2 separate regions of the Homo sapiens genome follow, and region 1 is linked to region 2. The links are chromatin loops, found by intact Hi-C in ENCODE. Cell type or tissue: adrenal gland. All regions are shown on one strand. Links, peaks and the distances in the headings refer to the core of each region. The heading gives the core; the rest is flanking DNA.

Region 1 (10,679 bases), core at 1,511-9,510, 58 kb before region 2:
CACATGTGAAAAGTGTTTCTAGAAATAGGGCCTTTTAAATATGAAAAGTTCATGCCTATTACAACAGGGCTGTTTTCTTCAGTGTATTCCCACTTTTAAAGGAATTTACAGTGTAGGGACTATTAAAATAATTCACTCCTTTTGGTGAATTTAGCAAATTTCATAGGTGAGAACTGAGCCATGAGACAGAGCACAGATGAGCAATTTTACCCCATACCTGTGGATGGTGTTCCTTTGGACTTAATGAAAACAAACTTGGCATCCACGTTGTGGAGTTGCCATATTTCTAAGGAGACCTGAAACTGATACCACACACAGGCCTTTTGAATCCACTACTCATATCAATGTTATCCTTATAAGCTATTATCAGTGTGAGAGCGAGCTAGTTGGAGTAGCCAAGAACAAATGCTTAGTGTCAATTAAATGAGGCATTCTTTTCCTTCAATAATCACAAGCAGAGATCCCAAGAGAACCTTGTGCTGAGCCTGATTTTGATTCTATCATATGGCTCCTCTCTATTAATTAGAGAAACTCATGAAGTGTACACTTTTTTGTTGTTGGCAGATCAACATCTGGACCCTCCAGCTCACAACTTTCCAAGTGCCAGTCCATTTCACAAAGCAACTCGGAACTTTCATGAAAAACAATCAATATAAATGCCCTGGCCATAAAGAAGAGTAGCCCTGGAGGGCCTCACTCAAGAGAATTAGAACATGAGGCCTACTTTAGTAAAGATAAGCAAGGTTATATTGCAGGAAACAAAACTTTCAGGGGCTCAGCACAATGCAAACTTATTTCCCACTTATCTTGAGTGGGCCATGAGTCAGGACCACTCTCCTTTCAGGCGGTATCAATCTTTTGGCCCCTGCATGTCAACCTCTGCTTCCATTATCATCGTCACAGGGAATGACAAAACTCAGTAGTCAAGCATCAGCAATTAAGTGCTGCAGGTACTACATCTGCACATATTTCACTGTCCAAACAAGTCTCATGGTCATGGCTAACTTGAAAGGGGCAATAAAATCACATCATCCCATGTGGCTAGAAAGGGAGAGAAACTTGAAATCATGCTGAACCATAATAATGGTAAAGGCAAAGTCTGAAATGAGTAAATGAAGACAGCCTGCATTTAAAGCCACAGGAAAAAAAATTCTAGAACAATACTATCTTAGAATCTACCATGAATCTATTTCTCAGATAACTTCAGTATTTGAATTAAGCATATTGATTCCACTGATTTGTTGATTCTGTTGAGGATATATCCCTATGATGTCCCTGGGAAGCGATGGGGCATTCCCAGTCATCTGGGATGTGCAGTTTCTAAATATTATCAATGGCGCCTCATTCATTTTACACAAATAAAACTCGATAGAAAAATATGCTCAAACGTTCTAAGTTTCTAAGGCTTTTCTCCAAGGGCATAGTACACTGTTAATAGTTTACATAATACTTTATTAAGAGTAATAGAAGGTCCCTTCCCTTGTCCTACTCAAGATTTTATAAAAGTTGGCCTTGGAGCACTCAGCAAATTTTGTCACCCTCATAATTCCTCCTCTGAGTGATACCTGAACATCCCATGTTATCTTAGTTCAAGGACAAGCAGCTAATAGGCATGAATTGATTCAATTTATTTAAAATGAGCTGCATGAGTGACCTGAATGGATGTGCTATTTATTGAAGGAGGGCCTCGCTGCATTTCTCTGCTCACAGAACTGCAGAGAACTGTTGTGGGGGCAGGAAGAAGGTGGGGAGAAAATGAGTTAATGCCATAGCCAACTATTCTGAAAAAGCTTCCTGATTTGAGACTGATAACATGGGGTGAGATCTGTCGAAGGATTTCAGTACACTGTGCAAAGGGGCACTAAAAAGAGGTCAGGCCAAAGCAATCAGTAGAATTTACTCAAACATCTGTAGCTTCTTAGGGCATTTAATGAAAATTTCCATATTAACATTTGGTTTTACCAGGATACTGCATAATTTTCTGCTCAATTTACCCCTGACAGTTTACAGACATAAAGGCATTCTTATCAAAATGACTTTCCATAATGTAGAAAGACATGGACATTTTATGATGTTCTTTGCAGGATAAGGGAGAGAGGATCAGAGAGGGAATAACTTTAAGGCAAGGAAACCAAAACCAGGCTCCTTTAAATATGTATCATACTTTTATTTTTTTTCATGAATTTTTAATATTCATCAAAAATGCATTAACCATTCTGTTTCACTTCAGCCTGGGGATCATTTACAAAATAGAGAGTGGTGTTCAGATCCAAACAGTGGAAAGTCTGTGCCTCAGCAACAGAAATTAATTGAGTTTAGGAAAGAAATCCATTAGTTCAGTTCTGAACTGAAGGTGTGGATTCAGGTTCTAGGAGTTTTCTTACCAAACAGTATTTAGAGGAAATTCAGGAATCACCTAAAGAATGGGGCATTGTGTCACTGACTCGAAATGAAGAACCCTGAGTTATTAGATTCATAGAGACTAAACAGTATTGATTTTTGATCACCAAGGAATTTATTTAAAAATATTACAAAGCCTTTGAAATGGGACCAGGAGTTGTCACTTGTACCTGCTTGAACTACACAGAGAGGCAAGATGTGAACCACATGCTCTGCCACTCTCTCTGAAGATAGAGCTCTATTCCTAATTCCTGGATGTAAAATATTTAGATGTGCTTCCCCAAGGAACCAGCCCATTGAGCTCTTTATTTCCCGAGTTGGGAAATCATGTATCTTAGGTGGAATCTATACTTTCCAGTGATTGTCCTTCCTCCCTCAAGTAGATCTGGTTCAATGTTATCTTTATTTATGAATACTTTAATTTGGGATAAGCCCGTGTTGGAGTTCCATCCACAGAAATTCTGATTTAATTGTTTTAGGGAGGGTCCTCAAAATTAGAGACTGAAGACATGCTATAATTTGTCAAGAAAACCAAAAATGTAGAAGTAATTGACAACTCAAAGAGACATCAAACAAACAAAACATCCTCCACACATACTGTTTACTAAAATGTAAAAAACAAGACACAAAAATTAGGCATGCCTTTAATTACTAGATGGTGTGAACAACATGAGAATCATTTAACCTTGATGGTCAGGACCTTCTTCTTCCAGTGATCCTGGAGGTCACCAAATGAGACCTGGTCACCACTTGGCCCACATAGAACAATATGTTACTGGTCAAAGTTAGGTAAAAGCCCTTTGCAGATCTTCAACTTCTAATATTAATCCATGGAGGAAGAAAAGAAGACTCAATTTTGGTTTAAGAAGAAAAGGCAAATAATGCTAAACTTGACAATATGAAGGCACATATATATCTGACAAAAAATGAAATAGAAAAGAAAGAAGGTCCAGTGGGCAGATGCAATGCTAATGTTGATGTAAATAGAGGTATGATAAATGCAAGAATACAGCAAAAACAATAAAACAAGCTCCATGGGAGATGTGGAGTAAAGTGAGGTAAATCCTCATTTTTCATAACAGTGAGTCAACAGACTTCATGTAAAGTTAATAAATCAATAAATAATAGATAAGTTATGTAAAGTTAAGAAGGTAACCAACAGAGGAAAAGAAAATAGTAAAAGGAGCTGGGCACAAGAGAAAGAAGAAATGTATTATAAGCTGTAAGTAAACTTTAAATTTTAAAGCCACATGCTTATAGTTTTTGAAAAAAGGAATAAAGAAAGAAGTAAAGAAATGATTAGGAAACATGCATTGTTTGATTTACAGCTCAGCCAAGAGCAGAGAACATCCGCTTATAACTATTACAGTGCAGACAGCAGGGGCTGGGGAGCAGGTTTTCATGAGCACCAGCCCACACTGGGGCTGCAGAAACAAGAAGGGGTCAGGGATGGGCAGGTGTAGACAGAAGGATCTGAGCCTGCAACCCTGGCTTCAACATTACACTTAAGAGCTTTGACCTTTCCCAGGAGGGCATTTGTGACACAAGGACTTAAAAACTGGGACACATATACCCAGAATTTACCTTGGCGCAGCTGTGTTCTGTTCAGGTTAATTCTACATAATCAAAAAGACATGAATCACACATGCAGATCAAGTAATTCATGTAATTAAAGAAAAATGAGCTAGGGATAAACAAGAGGGAGGGCCCTCCTAAGAGTGTAAACAAGAGTCCAATGTCATTGGTTCCACTGGATGGAAATTTCGGGGGATCACTCAGAAGATGAAAGCCAACAGAGAATGTGGAAGTCAGAAGCAGCTCAGGAACTTTCTAAAGATTTTTAACCTGGATAGAATGCGGGGTGGCATAAACTGGATGGAATGAATGAATGAATAAATGAATGAATGTATAAAAAAAAGCTAAATCTTTATTTTTACCAACTCCTATGTGAAATTTAGCCTTTCCTTCCACTATGAATAGAAGCAGCCAACTGTAAATGCACTAGCAATCGTGTGACATTGACACCCATAGAAATGGCAAGTAATTTCATCACACTATTGCTGTTGCTGTCTCAGAAGATGGTTTTTACTCGGTATTTCTTCTACATAATAGTAACTCTTAGACCTACCACTAGATCTTATTATTTAATGTGCTAACAAATAAGTGCACACGTTACACTAACTCAGATACATTTTTAAAAAATATGTTATTACTCTTTCAATAAAAGCAGTTTCTTTTGTAACCCTTTGTATTTTATTTTAAGCATTTAAAATTCATTCTGAGCAGAAGTCCATAGGCTTCACCAGACTTCCCAAGTGGCCCATGGCACAAAACGAGTTAAGAATCTTGAGTCCCATTGTATGTTTTATGATGCTGCATTAGGAAAATCACCACAAACTTTGCACCTCAAACACCGCAGTTTATTATCTCCTAGTTTCTGTGGGTCGGGAGTCAGGACACAGCTTACTTAGCTGGGTCTCTGCTCAGGGTCTCACAAGGCTGAAATAAATATATTGGCTGAGTCAGGGTTCTCATCTGGAGCTTAGGGTCCTCTTTCAAGTTTGTTCAGGACGTCTGCAGAATTTAGTTCCTTGTGACTGCAGTAGAACTGAGACTATAAGCCGCTAGAGGCTGCACACAAAATCTCTCCACATGAGGCCAGAGGAGCTGGCTTCTTTCTAACTTCTATTTTTGGCCTCTAAATCCTCTTAGAAGAGCTCAACTTACTAGATCAGCCCTCTCAACATAATTTTTTATTATTAACTAACATCAGCTGATTAGGCCCTTAATTGCCTCTGTGAAACGTCTTTACACTTGCCATACAACAGAATCAACAGTCTAATCATGAGAGAGATATCCCATTTGAGTCACAGTCCCTGAAGTGGTGGGGATTATGCAAAGCGTGTGCACCAGGAGTGGACACCTTGGGAGACATCTTAGCATTCTGCCTCCTATATCAACTATCTTATTAGAGGTGAGGACAAAGAAGCCCAGAAGTCTTCATATCAGGGCTGGAGGCACAGTAGGCTCTGCCCCAGGCCTCCCTTGCCAGTTTACCTTCATCCTAACAAAGGTTCTAATTCTAAACCAGATCTAGAGAAATGACTGTTCTCCACTGATACCTGATGATAGATTCCACCTAGATGCCAGTGCCTGGTATTCAGCCTCTGGTGATGTATTTGCTTATGTTGTTTCAGGCATTCTTTCAACAAATATAAATTGAGCTTCCCTGAGGAAGTGATACTAGAGCTACAATGTGCAGCAAATGTTGCAGTTTAGAAGATGGAGAGAAGGTGCTAGATTTGCAGAGGCTTGAGGCAGAAGTGATCAAAGTTACTGAGAGTAGGTGGTAGAGGCAGAGAAAGCCAGGGAAGGGTGGCTGGAATAAAGCTGGAGTTCTGCTACCCCAAGACAAATCAAACACCTCCATGAGATGGGATCTGGCCTTCATTTTGAAAAGAATATTTAGGTAGCCACATGTGGCTAGGTACTACATCTTGGACAATGCTGAGCTAGAAGCAATGCAATGGCAGCTTGGGTGAGTTAGGAGGTGATATGAAGGAGATGGTGGGGCTTTGAAGAAAGTTTAGTGGGTGAAGTAGGCAGGGCTTGGTCTGTGATTGGTGGTGGGAGCGAGGGAGGGGAGGCTGGCCAGGAGAGCTCCAAGGTTTTACCTAGCAGCTCACCTTAAGAATTTAACTCATTATGACACATGCTTTTTATTAGCTGGTATCAGCTGACAGATATCCCCTCTGAAGGGCACACTGACTTTAAGCTCATCGTGAACAGCCATATCAGCCACTGGGGAGGGTTGCAGCAGCCTGCAGACACAGAATGCTGGAGGAAGAGGGAGGCTGAAGGTTTAGAGACCTTCACAAGCAGAGTGGGATTTATACCTGCAGAGGCTGCCTATTTAACTGTTGAGGCTTCTACTTGGCTCTGGTCTGACTCCCAAAATATGCTGGGTAAATATTCAAGGGCACCGAGGGTGATTTTCAGTGGATTTGGTTTCTTAGCACTGTGATGACTCAGCAACTGAGACAGCCAGTTTCAGACAACAGAGGCAGAGCCGCAGAACTGGATAAGGATCTGACAGCTGGTGGGCTTGAGTGTGGTGACAGTATCCACACTCTCACAACAGGGAAACCTCCCATTCCTCCAAACTACTTGGGGATTCCAGAAAATAGTTTCAATGTTTCCTCCTCAGCAAATCTTCGACTAAAATTTTACTGTCATTGCTGCAGTAAAAACAAAACAAAACAAAAACAAACCAAAAAAAACAAAACCAAAAACAAAATACACCTAAATTCAGACTGGAAAAACTAACAGTACGATAACATTGAATCTCCACTAATGAACTGAGTCAGTGCATCCAACACTCCCATGTGTTAAATATTCTCTCTAAGTAGGGCAAGGCTCCTCCAAACTCTGCAACGTGCCCGATTCTCCCCAGCCTCAGCATTGCACCGGCAAGAACCAAACATGGTAAGTTGAAAATGATACCAATTTCTCTTTCATCAGTGGATGACACATCATTTAAAGCAGCTTCTGTCCTGATGGAATTGAAAAGGTGGTTCTAAATTTAGAATCTTTCCAAAAGATTTGAGATTTATAAGAGCCCAAATCGAGGACTGCGTTTTTTAGCAGCCTTCGTGGTGTGATCAGACTTGATTACCCACATTTTTTAAAGCTCACGCTCATTCTAAAATATAATGACTCTTTTTCAGAGCATCAAGCCATGGCTAAGCTCCCTGCTCATTAGAAATAGTTTGCTGAGTTTCGATTATCCTGGGGCATATGGGGAAAGGAGCCATTCAGCAGATAACTGACATCCTTAGCAGGGTCCTATTGAGGAGAAAGAGATGACAAGACTTGAGCAGTGGTTAAACAAGAGATGAAAAAAAAAAGTTTGGTATTGACAAGTATTAGGTGAATTTCAAGTTCTCAGCCTTTCCTGTCCCTTGGGCCCTGATAGCCATTTGACAAGATGATAGACACTCCCTCAGGCTAATGTCTTTAAATTCACAAAGGGAAATGCACAGAAGTACAAAGTAGAAACAAAATTATAGTGAAATTTACTAATCCAAATATCAAAAACATAAATTTATGATGCAGTAATGTTTGTGCTTCTTTATTAGTACAATAAATAATAAGAATCAGTGGAAAGTCTAATAATAACATTTTAAAGTCAGGTTTAGGGGAAGGACATTTTAAAATATTTGAAACAATTGTAATGTGTTTTTAAAATAACTGTGATTTCTACGATGTCAAAGACCTAGATATGGCCAATACTATTGCAGTTGTTTGCCTACATACATTATCAAAGGGAATGCTAAATTCCAATAAAATGAAGGTATTGTAACATTTTTTCTTACAAGTTCATGGTTCCTCTGGTCAACTACCCTATTTAAGTATCTGGACATTAGGTCCAGAACAATGAAAATTATCTGGTCACTGTCGATTAAATAATTCTAGTCAAGGTAACCCATTCTTCAGTTACATTGACTATATTAAACTGACAATGGCCCAACACCATTATCTTTTCCATAATTTCAAAGACTTTGAGAACAATGAAGGAGAATGGAATTTTCTGTAGAATTTTAAGGCCATACTAGTGAAAGTGTAGAGAACTCTAATTTTAATTCTGCCTCTATGGAGTCAAGAATATGCACAATATGCAAATATATTCAACTAGCTTTTGAATTAGCATATTGACCCAGGAGCATTGGCACTGGAAACAAAATAAAAATTAAAGCATAGCTTTTAAGCATCAGGAGTAAAAAGAATGTTGGCTTGCTGCCTAGAGCTCACAGTATACCTTCTACAATTTTGTCTATGACACAAGAACAGATTTGTTGCCCCCGACCCACTGTTGCTTGCCAAGTAAAGCCTCTTTTCTCCAAAGAGAAATCTGTAGCCAACTGCCTTATAAAGGTTTAGTTTATAGTTACCTCTTAGTGATTAAGTCCATTTCATCTTATTATACTTAAGAAACCCCCCACATGCAAAAACACAAATTGATAATTGCACTGAAAACAGAGCTTATCATCCTCATTGAAGAAGATACTTTGCTTTGGGAAATAATTTTCTGTAGCATTTTTAATTCCATCAACTCAATTAATGGCCATCTTGTGCCATGTACTCTACCAGGTGGTGCAGATGTAAGCATGAATATGAAAGATGTCTTGTCCTAGAGGGGCTGACTGACTCTTCACTGGAGACTCCTTGAAACGAGTTCACCTGTGTTCATTATTTTTTTAAAGTGCTTCAAGCTTGACAGAGAGGCTGCACTCATAGAAACAAAAACAAAAACAAAAACAACTTGAAGCTTTAGATGCCATTGTTAATTGAAGAAAGTGATCAGACATGAAGATAGAGCCCAGAAACGCAAGCAAGGCTATTTTCTCCTAAGGCAGCAGCAGTGATAGCAGACAGCAAAGATGACCCTCCAGGGTCATCTTTTGGGGACTGGGGTTTAGGAAAGGGACACAAAGGCTGCAAGGAAACGCTAAACAAAAAAGTGGAACAAGAATGAAGTTAAGAGGATGCTGGGCCTGCCTGCCTTCCTCATGGGACAGTGAGAGTCTACACCCTCAATGCATTTTGTCTGATTGGATTTCTTTTAGAATCTGGAGAAAGAATCACATTTTGCATCCAAACAAGGAAAGGCCAAACTGGCTTGCATAAAAAAAATCACAGAACGAAATATACAGGGGATCATGCCAGTGCGAGAAATGCACAGAACCATGGCATGGGGCTTTAGAACTCATTTTCTAACTTTCTGGAGGGCAGAGAGGTTTCAGAGAATGCCACAGTCTTAAGAAAGGCCAATGCATAAGCACTTTTTCAGGAACACCACTCTTGTGTAACACGAAGTGCACCTTGAAAGAAGATGTTAAATATGTGATCCCAGAGATAGACTCTGAACAAAAGTACTGAAACCATAGGATTAACAGTTGTGCAACAAGCCATGAAAGACTGAAAATGGTGTGTGAATGTGTATCTTCTATCATCACACTGTGAGGGTGTTTGGCTCATCGTGGGTTGGGAGTTAGCAACTTTCAGTAACACAAATTACCACCGTCTCAAGTTCTAGCCACAGTGAAATGGCTTGGTTAGGAGCACCTTCCAGGGGAAAAACCACCTGTGGGTTTCGTGCCCACGGCAATCTGGGGTAGAAGCTAGGATCTCAGTCTGTGGTCAGAGTCCCAGGTCTCTAGAACTTTAAAGAATATTGCAGTGATTGAGAGAAGGTGCTCATGGACTCAGAGAATCTCAAAATCATAGACAGGGGCACACTGGCCACCAACGTACCTGAATAACTCATAAGGTGGAAGGCAATGGGGACTGTGGCTGGAGGGAGACAGGAAGCCTGACCATATTGCGGGTTTTGTCTGCCAGATGCTCTGAGTTCCAAGTGCCAAAAAGACAAGGGATCTTCTATATAATGTTACGATGCACATACACTCACACAGATAAACACATACATACACACGCATACACACTAGCTTCTGACTTTTCTTTAAATATAGGAAATTCCAGTTAGACAGAGGAAACCAAAAACGTATGACAGAAGAAAATGATGAAGTGTTACGTGCCTTGCAAAGAAGAAAAAGAAAAAGCCATTTTAAGACCTGGAATTAGCATAAACAGAAGGCAAAGGGGGAGGGAATGTAAGAGCAGCAGCAGAGAAGAGAGTCGTGGAGAGCTGCTTCCCATCCCCTGCTGGTCTCCCCTCCAGACCTTTCCCATTCTTGGGGGGTATGTCTGAATGGGAGGAGACTAGGTAGCAGTGGCCTGGAAATGGAGCTGTAGAATTTGCTTGAAATTGCATGTTCCTAGCACAAACATCTTATTTAGATTTTATGTCTCAGATTGTCTTCATTCACATCTTCTAGAAACAGAGTCAGGGAGGTGGGCTCAGACAGTCTTCTGGTGACTGCAATTGGGATATATACCTGCAAAAGAGTGAGAAAGGTGGGACTGGGCAGACAGCAAAGCTGACCCCCCCACTGCACTAACAGCAAAGGCCTTAGACAACCCTGCCAGGAGCTCTAAGTCTACATTGGCTTTCTCAGTTGTCTGTTTGAGGCAAGGGGGCCAGGCCCTTGTGTTCTTGCATTAGTCAGCATTGCCTAGCTGCCCTAGAAGGAGACATAACTATGATGAGAGAGTCCCTTGAGGCCAAGGGTAATTTCAAGGTAGAGTCCCTGGTATGAGCAATCAACAACTGAAATTCCTGACAGTAGAGGGTAGAGGTATTTTCCTGAAGAGGGGAT
Region 2 (10,679 bases), core at 1,034-9,033:
ACTCCACTGTCAACATTACACAGATCAACGAGACAGAAAGTAAACAAGGGTCCCAGGAATTGAACTCAGCTCTACACCAAGCGGACCTAATAGACATCTACAGAACTCTCCACCCAAAATCAACAGAATATACATATTTTTCAGCACCACACCACACCTATTCCAAAATTGACCACATAGTTGGAAGTAAAGCTCTCCTCAGCAAATGTAAAAGAACAGCAATTATAACAAACTGTCTCTCAGGCCACAGTGCAATCAAACTAGAACTCAGGATTAAGAAACTCACTCAAAACCGCTCAACTACATGGAAACTGAACAACCTGCTCCTGAATGACTACTGGGTACATAACAAAATGAAGGCAGAAATAAAGATGTTCTTTGAAACCAAGGAGAACAAAGACACAACATACCAGAATCTCTGGGACACATTCAAAGCAGTGTGTAGAGGGAAATTTATAGCACTAAATGCCCACAAGAGAAAGCAGGAAAGATCCAAAATTGACACCCTAACATCACAATGAAAAGAACTAGAAAAGCAAGAGCAAACACATTCAAAAGCTAGCAGAAGGCAAGAAATAATTAAAATGAGAGCAGAACTGAAGGAAATAGAGACACAAAAAAACCCTTCAAAAAATTAATGAATCCAGGAGCTGGTTTTTTGAAAGGATCAACAAAATTGATAGACTGCTAGCAAGATTAATAAAGAAGAAAATAGAGATGAATCAAATAGATGCAATAAAAAATGATAAAGGGGATATCACCACCGATCCCACAGAAATACAAACTACCATCAGAGAATACTACAAACACCTCTATGCAAATAAACTAGAAAATCTAGAAGAAATGGATAAATTCCTCGACACATACACCCTCCCAAGACTAAACCAGGAAGAAGTTGAATCTCTGAATAGACCAATAACAGGCTCTGAAATTGTGGCAATAATCAATAGCTTACCAACCAAAAAGAGTCCAGGACCAGATGGATTCACAGCCGAATTCTACCAGAGGTACAAGGAGGAACTGGTACCATTCCTTCTGAAACTATTCCAATCAATAGAAAAAGAGGGAATCCTCCCTAACTCATTTTATGAGGCCAGCATCATTCTGATACCAAAGCCGGGCAGAGACACAACCAAAAAAGAGAATTTTAGACCAATATACTTGATGAACATTCATGCAAAAATCCTCAATAAAATACTGGCAAACTGAATCCAGCAGCACATCAAAAAGCTTTTCCACCATGATCAAGTGGGCTTCATCCCTGGGATGCAAGGCTGGTTCGATACATGCAAATCAATAAATGTAATCCAGTGTATAAATAGAACCAAAGACAAAAACCACATGATTATCTCAATAGATGCAGAAAAGGCCTTTGACAAAATTCAACAATCCTTCATGCTAAAAACTCTCAATAAATTAGATATTGATGGGACGTATCTCAAAATAATAAGAGCTATCTATGACAAACCCACAGCCAATATCATACTGAATGGGCAAAAACTGGAAGCATTCCCTTTGAAAACCGGCACAAGACAGGGATGCCCTCCCTCACCACTTCTATTCAACATAGTGTTGGAAGTTCTGGCCAGGGCAATTAGGCAGGAGAAGGAAATAAAGGGTATTCAATTAGGAAAAGAGGAAGTCAAATTGTCCCTGTTTGCAGATGACATGATTGTATATCTAGAAAACCCCATTGTCTCAGCCCAAAATCTCCTTAAGCTGATAAGCAACTTCAGCAAAGTCTCAGGATACAAAATCAATGTACAAAAATCACAAGCATTCTTATACACCAACAGACAAACAGAGAGCCAAATCATGAGTGAACTCCCATTCACAACTGCTTCAAAGAGAATAAAATACCTAGGAATCCAACTTACAAGGGATGTGAAGGACCTCTTCAAGGAGAACTACAAACCACTGCTCAATGAAATAAAAGAGGATACAAACAAATGGAAGAACATTCCATGCTCATGGGTAGGAAGAATCAATATCCTGAAAATGGCCATACTGCTCAAGGTAATTTATAGATTCAATGCCATCCCCATCAAGCTACCAATGCCTTTCTTCACAGAATTGGAAAAAACTACTTTAAAGTTCATATGGAACCAAAAAAGTGCCCCCATCGCCAAGTCAATCCTAAGGCAAAAGAACAAAGCTGGAGGCATCACACTACCTGACTTCAAACTATACTACAAGGCTACAGTAACCAAAACAGCATGGTACTGGTACCAAAACAGAGATATAGATCAATGGAACAGAACAGAGCCCTCAGAAATAACGCCGCATATCTACAACTATCTGATCTTTGACAAACCTGAGAAAAACGAGCAATGGGGAAAGGATTCCCTATTTAATAAATGGTGCTGGGAAAACTGGCTAGCCATATGTAGAAAGCTGAAACTGGATCCCTTCCTTACACCTTTTACAAAAATTAATTCAAGATGGATTAAAGACTTAAATATTAGACCTAAAACCATAAAAACCCTAGAAGAAAACCTAGGCATTACCATTCAGGACATAGGCATGGGCAAGGACTTCATGTCTAAAACACCAAAAGCAATGGCAACAAAAGCCAAAATTGACAAATGGGATCAAATTAAACTCAAGAGCTTCTGCACAGCAAAAGAAACTACCATCAGAGTGAACAGGCAACCTACAAAATGGGAGAAAATTTTCACAACATACTCATCTGACAAAGGGCTAATATCCAGAATCTACAATAAACTCAAACAAATTTACAAGGAAAAAACAAACAACCCCATCAAAAATTGGGCGAAGGACATGAACAGACACTTCTCAAAAGAAGACATTTTTGCAGCCAAAAAACACATGAAAAAATGCTTACCATCACTGGCCATCAGAGAAATGCAAATCAAAACCACAATGAGATATCATCTCACACCAGTTAGAATGGCAATCATTAAAAAGTCAGGAAACAACAGGTGCTGGAGAGGATGTGGAGAAATAGGAACACTTTTACACTGTTGGTGGGACTGTAAACTAGTTCAACCATTGTGGAAGTCAGTATGGCAATTCCTCAGGGATCTAGAACTAGAAATACCTTTTGACCTAGCCATCCCATTACTGGGTATATACCCAAAGGACTATAATCATGCTGCTATAAAGACACATGCACACGTATGTTTATTGCGGCACTATTCACAATAGCAAAGACTTGGAACCAACCCAAATGTCCAACAATGATAGACTGGATTAAGAAAATGTGGCACATATACACCATGGAATACTATGCAGCCATAAAAAATGATGAGTTCATGTCCTTTGTAGGGACATGGATGAAACTGGAAATCACCATTCTCAGTAAACTATCGCAAGAACAAAAAACCAAACACCGCATATTCCCACTCATAGGTGGGAATTGAACAATGAGAACAACACATGGACACAGGAAGGGGAACATCACACTCTGGAGATTGTTGTGGGGTGGGGGGAAGGGGGAGGGATAGCATTAGGAGATATACCTAATGTTAAATGACGAGTTAACGGGTGCAGCACACCAGCATGGCACATGTATACGTGTAACTAACCTGCACATTGTGCACATGTACCCTAAAACTTAAAGTATAATAATAATAAAAAAAATGATGCCAATAAATCATATATGTAGTCCCTTTACATAATCTCATATTTTGTAAAGGCTTTATTTTTTACATTATTTTTTTCTTTATTTCTTTTGACTTGGTTAATTTGAGGAACTAGTCTTCAAGCTGTGAAATTCTTTCTTCTACTTGGTCTAATCTGTTGTTAAGGCTTCCAACTGTATTTTGAAGCACTTGTAGTTAATGGGGAAATTTTTTAATTCCAGAAGTTATGTTTGGTTTTTTATTAATAACTGTGTTGTCTTTCAATACTCGTATCATTTTTCTGTTTTCTTTGTGTTGGATTTGAACTTCCTCTTGGATCTCATTGAGTTTCTTTGCCATTCAAATTCTGAATTCTGTGTCTGCCATTTCAGACATTTCATTCTGGTTAGGTTCCATTGCTTGGAAGCTAATGGGATCTTTTGGTGGTAATGAAACACTCTGGCTTTTTTAATTGCCAGCGTTCTTGCACTGATTCCTTCTCATCTGAGAGAGCTCATGTTTCCTTTTTTTTTTTAATTTTACTTTTGTTTGGATGGGACTTCTTGATTTTTTGCTCTTTCTTCCCTTGTAGATACAACTGTGGTGTATATTAAACATGACTAATTGGCTTAGTTTCTGGGTGCTTTCAGGGTGCCAACGCTCTGTATGGACTCCTTGGCTGCAGGCAGTTTCATGCAATGGCTTTCTCAGATGTTGCTTGTAGTAGCAATGTAATTTTGTTTGGTGGTGCAGTTCAAGCTGCAGTCCAGTAGTTGGCATTTAAGAGTAAGAGCTGGCAGGTAGGTGCAGAAGCAGAGGCAATAAAGAAGTATGAAAAGCATTTTCCTCAAGTATACATTCACCTTCAGTGGAGGTGGAACCACTATAGAATGCTTAGAATTGATCTCTTTCAGCCCATGCTTCCGAGCCCTGATGGGAAGAGCTACTACTGAGTCTTCAACAGTGCACTGAGGAGGGTGGAATGGGGGATGAGATGACCTCCTTTCCATGTCTGCTCCTGAGCTGTGATGGTGCTGCCTTCAGTGACTAGTGCCACGCCCACATTGCCTTTTACCCAAGGTGGCCTTTGGTCAGCTGCTCTTCCCCATCCCTTACGGGTGAACTGTGCTAAGGGTTAGAGCTCCGGTTCTGGGTATTTTCAGTGTCAAAGTGTCTGTATAAATTCCTTGGTTATAGGTAGCCTTTTTATGATGGTTTATCCAAATGCTGGTTATAGTAGTGATGTTCTGGGCATGTGAGCAGGCTCACTGCCTCCTGTGGGGCCAAATTGGCAGTGGTCAGGAAGTTTAACTTTCTCCAGTGTTATGTACTTGTGTCGGCAGAAATCCTAGAGTGCTGTGCCATTATTTCTCCAAGCCAGTAGGTGGCTCTTGTGGGTAAGAGCTGGCTACAGCCAATGTGGATGGGTATATACTTGATCCTTGCTTCCTGGTTAAAACTCTCTGGGAGCTCAGACCACTGTGGAATGCACAGCCCTGGAGAGTGGGAGCAAGATGGGTGGGGCCAGATCAAGCAGGCACACCTACAGGTCCCACAATATCAGGCACAAGCACTAGCTCCAAGGACAAGCTCACTGGGCAGCCACCAAGCGCCTAGAGGTGTGCCTAGACATGAAGCTGAGAAACCTCCTTTTCCCCAGTTTCCCAGCATGAAGAAGGGTGAGTGGCCTAACTCTCCCATCTAGGAGAGTGAATGCTCCAAGTGCCTAGAGAGCTGCCTGGGTATGGAACAGAAAGAGCCCCACTGCACCACAATCTCTTCACAAGAAGGGTGGGGTGGCTTCGGCAGCTTATCCAGGTGAACAGACACTCAGAATGCCTGGAAATCTACCTGGCCATGGAGCAGAGAGTGCCCCACTACACCACAATCTCTAGGGAGCAGGCTGGGGCACCTCATAATGACACATGCAGATTGGCTCTAGGTTGCCAAGTTGGCCTTGTCTGAAGATCTCATTGCCCAAAGAACCCACAGCTACAGCAACTCTCCTCCCACTCCAGACCTGCAATGGGGGAAAGCACAATTCTAGCACCTACTGCTGGGGTGCTTTCCACCCCTGCTGCTCAATTCCAGCTGTGGAAGCTCTATACTACTCTAGAGCAAGTGCTTCAATCTCTGGCCTGACACTAAAATGACTGTGAGGCCGTGTTGCCAAATTGCCAAAGAATGACTGACTTTGTATGAGCCTGGATTAAAAATGGCATCCTCGTCTCCAACCTGGGTCTGGGAAAATGATCGCAGCTTTTCCCGACGTCTTTCCCTCTCTGTGTCTCCAAGCCTCCATCCAAGTTAGCTCCAGGGACTTGGAAGAAATAATGTGCTCTCCCTTGGCCTGGGTTGCATGGATCTGCAGTGGAAAGGTGAGTCCCCTAGGTGGCTGTTTGCCCACTTCTCTTCCCCGGGATCTGCGGTGTCCTTTACTATTCTGGTAGATTCCCATTTTTCTTCTTGAATTAAAGCTCACAGAGTTCATCTTTATGTACTATTTTGCTATTTCCAAGTGGCTGAGGAAAGCTAAAGGCCTCTAATCCACCTTCTTGAAGTGGGGGGTGGGAAGAAATGTGTTTTCAAAGAGCTTACCATGGACTCAACTTTGCCAAGGAAAGAATCAATGAGTTTGAAGATATGTCAATGGAAACTTTGCAAGCCGAAATATAAAGAGGAAATTAAAAGTGGAAAAAACTTAGAACATCCAAGAGCTATAAAACAATTTCAAAATATGTAAAGATTAATCTGTTTATCTCTTCTGAATGCTTGACATTTAGTAAATTTAATGAAGTATATCTCATTATCGGTGATTCTCTATTCATTTTTTTATGAAATAAAACAAGCCCTTGAAAACATTTAAAAGGTCCTGGGCTTTTATTCTTCTTTCATCTGAGGAGATTTCTGCTGCTTCTATAGTATCATAGTCTTTGTATCTGTTTTATTTTTATTTCATTACATTTATCTCAAATTATTTTAATTTTTATGTCCTTTTCCTCTGCATCTTGGTGATTTTATCAAGCCTATTCTCTAAGTTATTATTTTTAACATATCTTAAGGGTCTCACTCAGGTTATTTTTCCTTCAATATTTTTTCTTAGTTCTGCTGGCTCTGTTTACTTGTTTTTTCATTGTGATCACTAAGTTTTCTTTTGTTTCCTGGGGTAGATTTTTCTTCAGGATCCATTCTTCATCTTTTCATGTGTGTGCTACATTGTTTCCTTGTGTGAGTATGTGTGTATGTGAGGTGGTGGAATAAACTCAGAGCCATCACTTTTTTTCCTTCTTGGGTCCCATGTTGTTTATTCCTATTGGCTTATACCAGAGATTATTCCATGGAGTCTTCTATTTGCTTCCACATACTGAAATAGACTTTCCTTAACTTCTTCCCTTTTTACCTAATTAATATCTGAATCCCCACCCTCAACTTTTTCAACAAAGACTCAAAGTCTTTGCATTGTTTATTTTTATTTATTTATTTATTTTTTGGTGAGTTTTTAGCTGCCTCAGTTGGCTGATATTTAGAGTTGATTTGGGGCAGCTGCTGTAAGAAAATGTTTGGTTTTTTACTCCAGTCTTTTTTTTTTTAATTCCTATATTGTGTCCATGCCAACAGGATGGAAGTGGCCAGTCTTGTGGGCTTTAAAATTGTGCATCAAAAAGGCCAGTCACTTTGATGTGAAAACGTTGCTGTGAAAACTTTTTGATTTTGTGGATCTATGCATTTTTTCTCACTTGCACTAAGATTTCTTGCATCCATTACTAGTATAAGTCATGCTTTTTCATAGACTATTTCTGTCTTCTTCTTCTATTCTGAATGACCAAAGAAAAATAGAAAAAATTTAGCAGCTTTTCTGGTTTATTTATATCCAAGATTTAGGTATATGACTCCACATGAGATAGGTATATTTATATTCTTCTAGCGTATCTGTATGTCCATTCACAAGGGTGTGTGTGTGTGTGTGTGTGTATGTGTGTGTGTTCTACGACTATTTTTTACTATTGCATGTTGTTTAACAAGAAAGCAATATTAGTTTAAAATAGAAAATTATTTTCACTCCTCCACTCCCTCAACATACTAGGACTATACAACCCACATCCTTTACCACTGGCTGTGCAGAATTTTCTAGCCCAGCATGTAGACTACACTTCTTCGCTCCATTGACTTTTGGCTGGACCATGTGACTTACTTTGGTAATGGTATGTGACCACATGTGATGTGAGCAAAAGTTTTAAATGTGTTTATGTGGTTTGGTTTGTTCTTTTTCATTTTGTTTTCATCTGCCAGGATAAGTGCATGTCCTATGTAGCCTTTTCCTCTTCAGTCTGGGTCCTAGAATAACACACATATGAAACTGGCACAAACCTGAGCTTAGCCAAGACACCTGGAGACCCATGAACAAGAAATACATACTGGTTTTTGGATTCAACTGAGATTTGGGGGTTGTTATGCAGCATTTTACAGTAGCAAGCTGACTAATAAGGAAATCATCTTCTTTAAATATCATCCAAATTATTCTGTGTCTTGTTTATAGTATGTGAAGACATTTAAGTTGAAATTACAGAGCTCTAGTCACTGAGCTCTGTAACTCATAGTTAAGTTTCCATTGAGGCCACACCTCCCACAGGCTGTTCTCAGCCAATGAGTGAGCACATCATGGATCATGCTAAGGTGGGTCCAATCTGAGAGACAGGGGGCTCCTCTGATGACAGACTTTAGCTCAAGAACACTGAATGGCTTTGCAGAAACTTCCTTAGACTGCAAAGTGCTCTAATGTTTTTGTCCCAACTTCCTTTATTCCAGCTTTCTCTTCTCATTAAATACACACTGCAGTCCGACAGCTCTCCCACCTTTTCTCAGTTCCTTCCGCATTTTTTCTCAGCGGAATATCCCACGAAACGCTCCCTTTGTGTTTAATCAGTTTCTTAAAAGACCTGGACTAGGACAATCTCTTATCTCTTCCTTACTCCAGACTTAGAAACAATGTTCTCTGGTGGGCATTTTAAAATCGTTGATATTCATAGATAGAAATTGTCTGTATTTTTAGCTTTTTTTTTTTTTCAGGCAAATTGAAAAAAAAGTATGAAACTTTCTCACATGTTCTGTCAGGGTTTGTTATTTAATATCTTGAGTTTTAAGCTGGACTTTTTAGAAAGAAATGGCATATTTTAAAATACAAACTGGCATCATAATAAAAAGAAAAGGCTGGATTTAAGAAACAGAGTCTGTCTACAAGATTCTGTAGGATAGCCACACACTTCATAGATTCTTAAACAGGCAAGATGAGCTTTCATTTTTGAAATTTAATTATAAATCTTAAACACACTGAGGCTTTGTGAACCCATTGTCCCTGAATTAGTTCATGAAATGACTGGGTTAATAGGACACAGTTGGAGCTTTGCAATTATATAGCTATGGCCTTGGTTTTATTTCCCTAAGGCCTGAGGAATTTAAAGTCTAGGAACATATTTTAAATAGATTAAGGGGTAGGGGTAGTATTTCATGTGCATATGTATAAAGTAGGCCAGTTGTGTATCCTTAACTTTCACAACAGTTTGCATAATGTATGGTTCAACAATTGTCTCCCATGTATTCAGTTGTGAACCTTACACCCTAACTAAAACCCACGTGGGACGTGGAACTGTCATTTCCTTGAAGCTATTAAATACTTATGAAAAATGGCTGATGCATTGAAGCCTGTTTCCAATTTGAGACTCACTAGGAGTGTCACATTCTCAGGAGCAGTTAATATCCTTTTTAGTGTCATATGTCCAAAAATAGCCTTAAAGCTAAACACTTGGGTCAAGATGAAGGTGGGTAGAAAGGACACATCTCTAAACAAATGAATTACCCAAAATGTCACTTGAGTTCTCTGTGGACAAATGAATCAGAGTTGTTTTGTATGGCACCACTCAGGCACCCACACACTCAAAAAACACCTGGCTGAGAAGCCACCAGTCCTTACTGATTGTTCTCATGGGTGAAATGGATCCACCGAAGACCTATTAAATCAGGCTTCTGGTAGGTGGCTATCAAGACTGCTATGAAGAAAAGAGTCCTTTGGAAAATGATTAAGCCATTGTTTCTGAATAGGAGAAACCTTAGTTGGAAAGGTAGGAGATATTTTAGAAAAGAAGGCCAATAACTTATAAGAAGTGAAAGACATCAAAATGAGTGTTTGCACCAACACCAAAACCTTGCAATAGGTGCTTTTCTCAAAAAAAGGGGTGTGTCCCTTTAGTCGGAATTCAAATGTGCATTTTCTTGCTTTACAGATGGAAAGAATTCCAATTCTCTATTTATTTTGTAATGCTTGGCATGTAAAGCTCTAGCTGGCTCAAGTAGTTCTGAAGAAAGGCAGGACAATGACACCTTGAAAGGTGGTGACAGTGCATCCACTCAAAAAGTAATTGCTCCTGGCTTCACGAACAGTAACTTCAAGATGGAAAATACATTTAGAATAGTAAATGCCAAGAATGCATCTAATCCAACTTATCCTTCCTTATCATTTTATGGAAGCAGGTAGGATAAAAATATGAGCCAAAAGTATTATCCATAATATCGAAACTTAGTGCTGGTTAAGTCTTCTATATTCTCTGTCTCTCCTTTCTCTCTGTTCCTTCTTCCCTCAATCCTTGGAGCAAACATTGTTCTAAATTTTATTTTTATCGTTCCCTGATATTTCAAAATTAGTTTCTCTCCTAGTTATATACAGTTCTAAACAATGAATTGTTTAGTTTTGAGTTTATTAAAAGGGTATTATACTGTACATAGTATTTGTTCTATTCGCTTTCTTTACTCAACACAATTCTTATTTTTACATTTATTCACTTGTTGCAAGAACCAGACCCCATTCATTTTCAGTACAGTCCAGTATTCTATTTTGTAAATATATTATAATTTATTGTGCTGTCCTTTGATTAATGGACCAGATATGACATAGGTTGCAAATATCTTCTTCCACTTTGTGTCTTTTCATTTTCCTTATGATATCTTTGATAACCGTAAGTTCTTAATTTTCATTTAGTCAAAATTATCCATCTGATTTTTTTCATTTTAGCACATTGTGACATATATAAGAGTCTTCCTTCT

Evidence for each region. Peaks named below come from ENCODE experiments on the same cell type or tissue, not always from the same donor. Only the 100,000 strongest peaks of a DNase experiment are listed, where the experiment ranks them.
Region 1: a loop joins it to region 2, with 5 times the contacts of the local background. A loop is called at or near these places in 1 of 110 quality-filtered maps.

Annotation. Positions count from the first base shown.
Region 1 is chr20:12,410,845-12,421,523 of GRCh38, reverse strand. No RefSeq gene overlaps it. Among named protein-coding and RNA genes, the nearest start is that of BTBD3-AS1, 500 kb to the right of the region's middle. In adrenal gland, for the core only: no CTCF peak of the experiment used is centred there; a DNase peak (open chromatin) is centred at 6,313; H3K4me3 peaks cover 686 bases.
Region 2 is chr20:12,352,488-12,363,166 of GRCh38, reverse strand. No RefSeq gene overlaps it. Among named protein-coding and RNA genes, the nearest start is that of BTBD3-AS1, 440 kb to the right of the region's middle. In adrenal gland, for the core only: no CTCF peak of the experiment used is centred there; no DNase peak of the experiment used is centred there.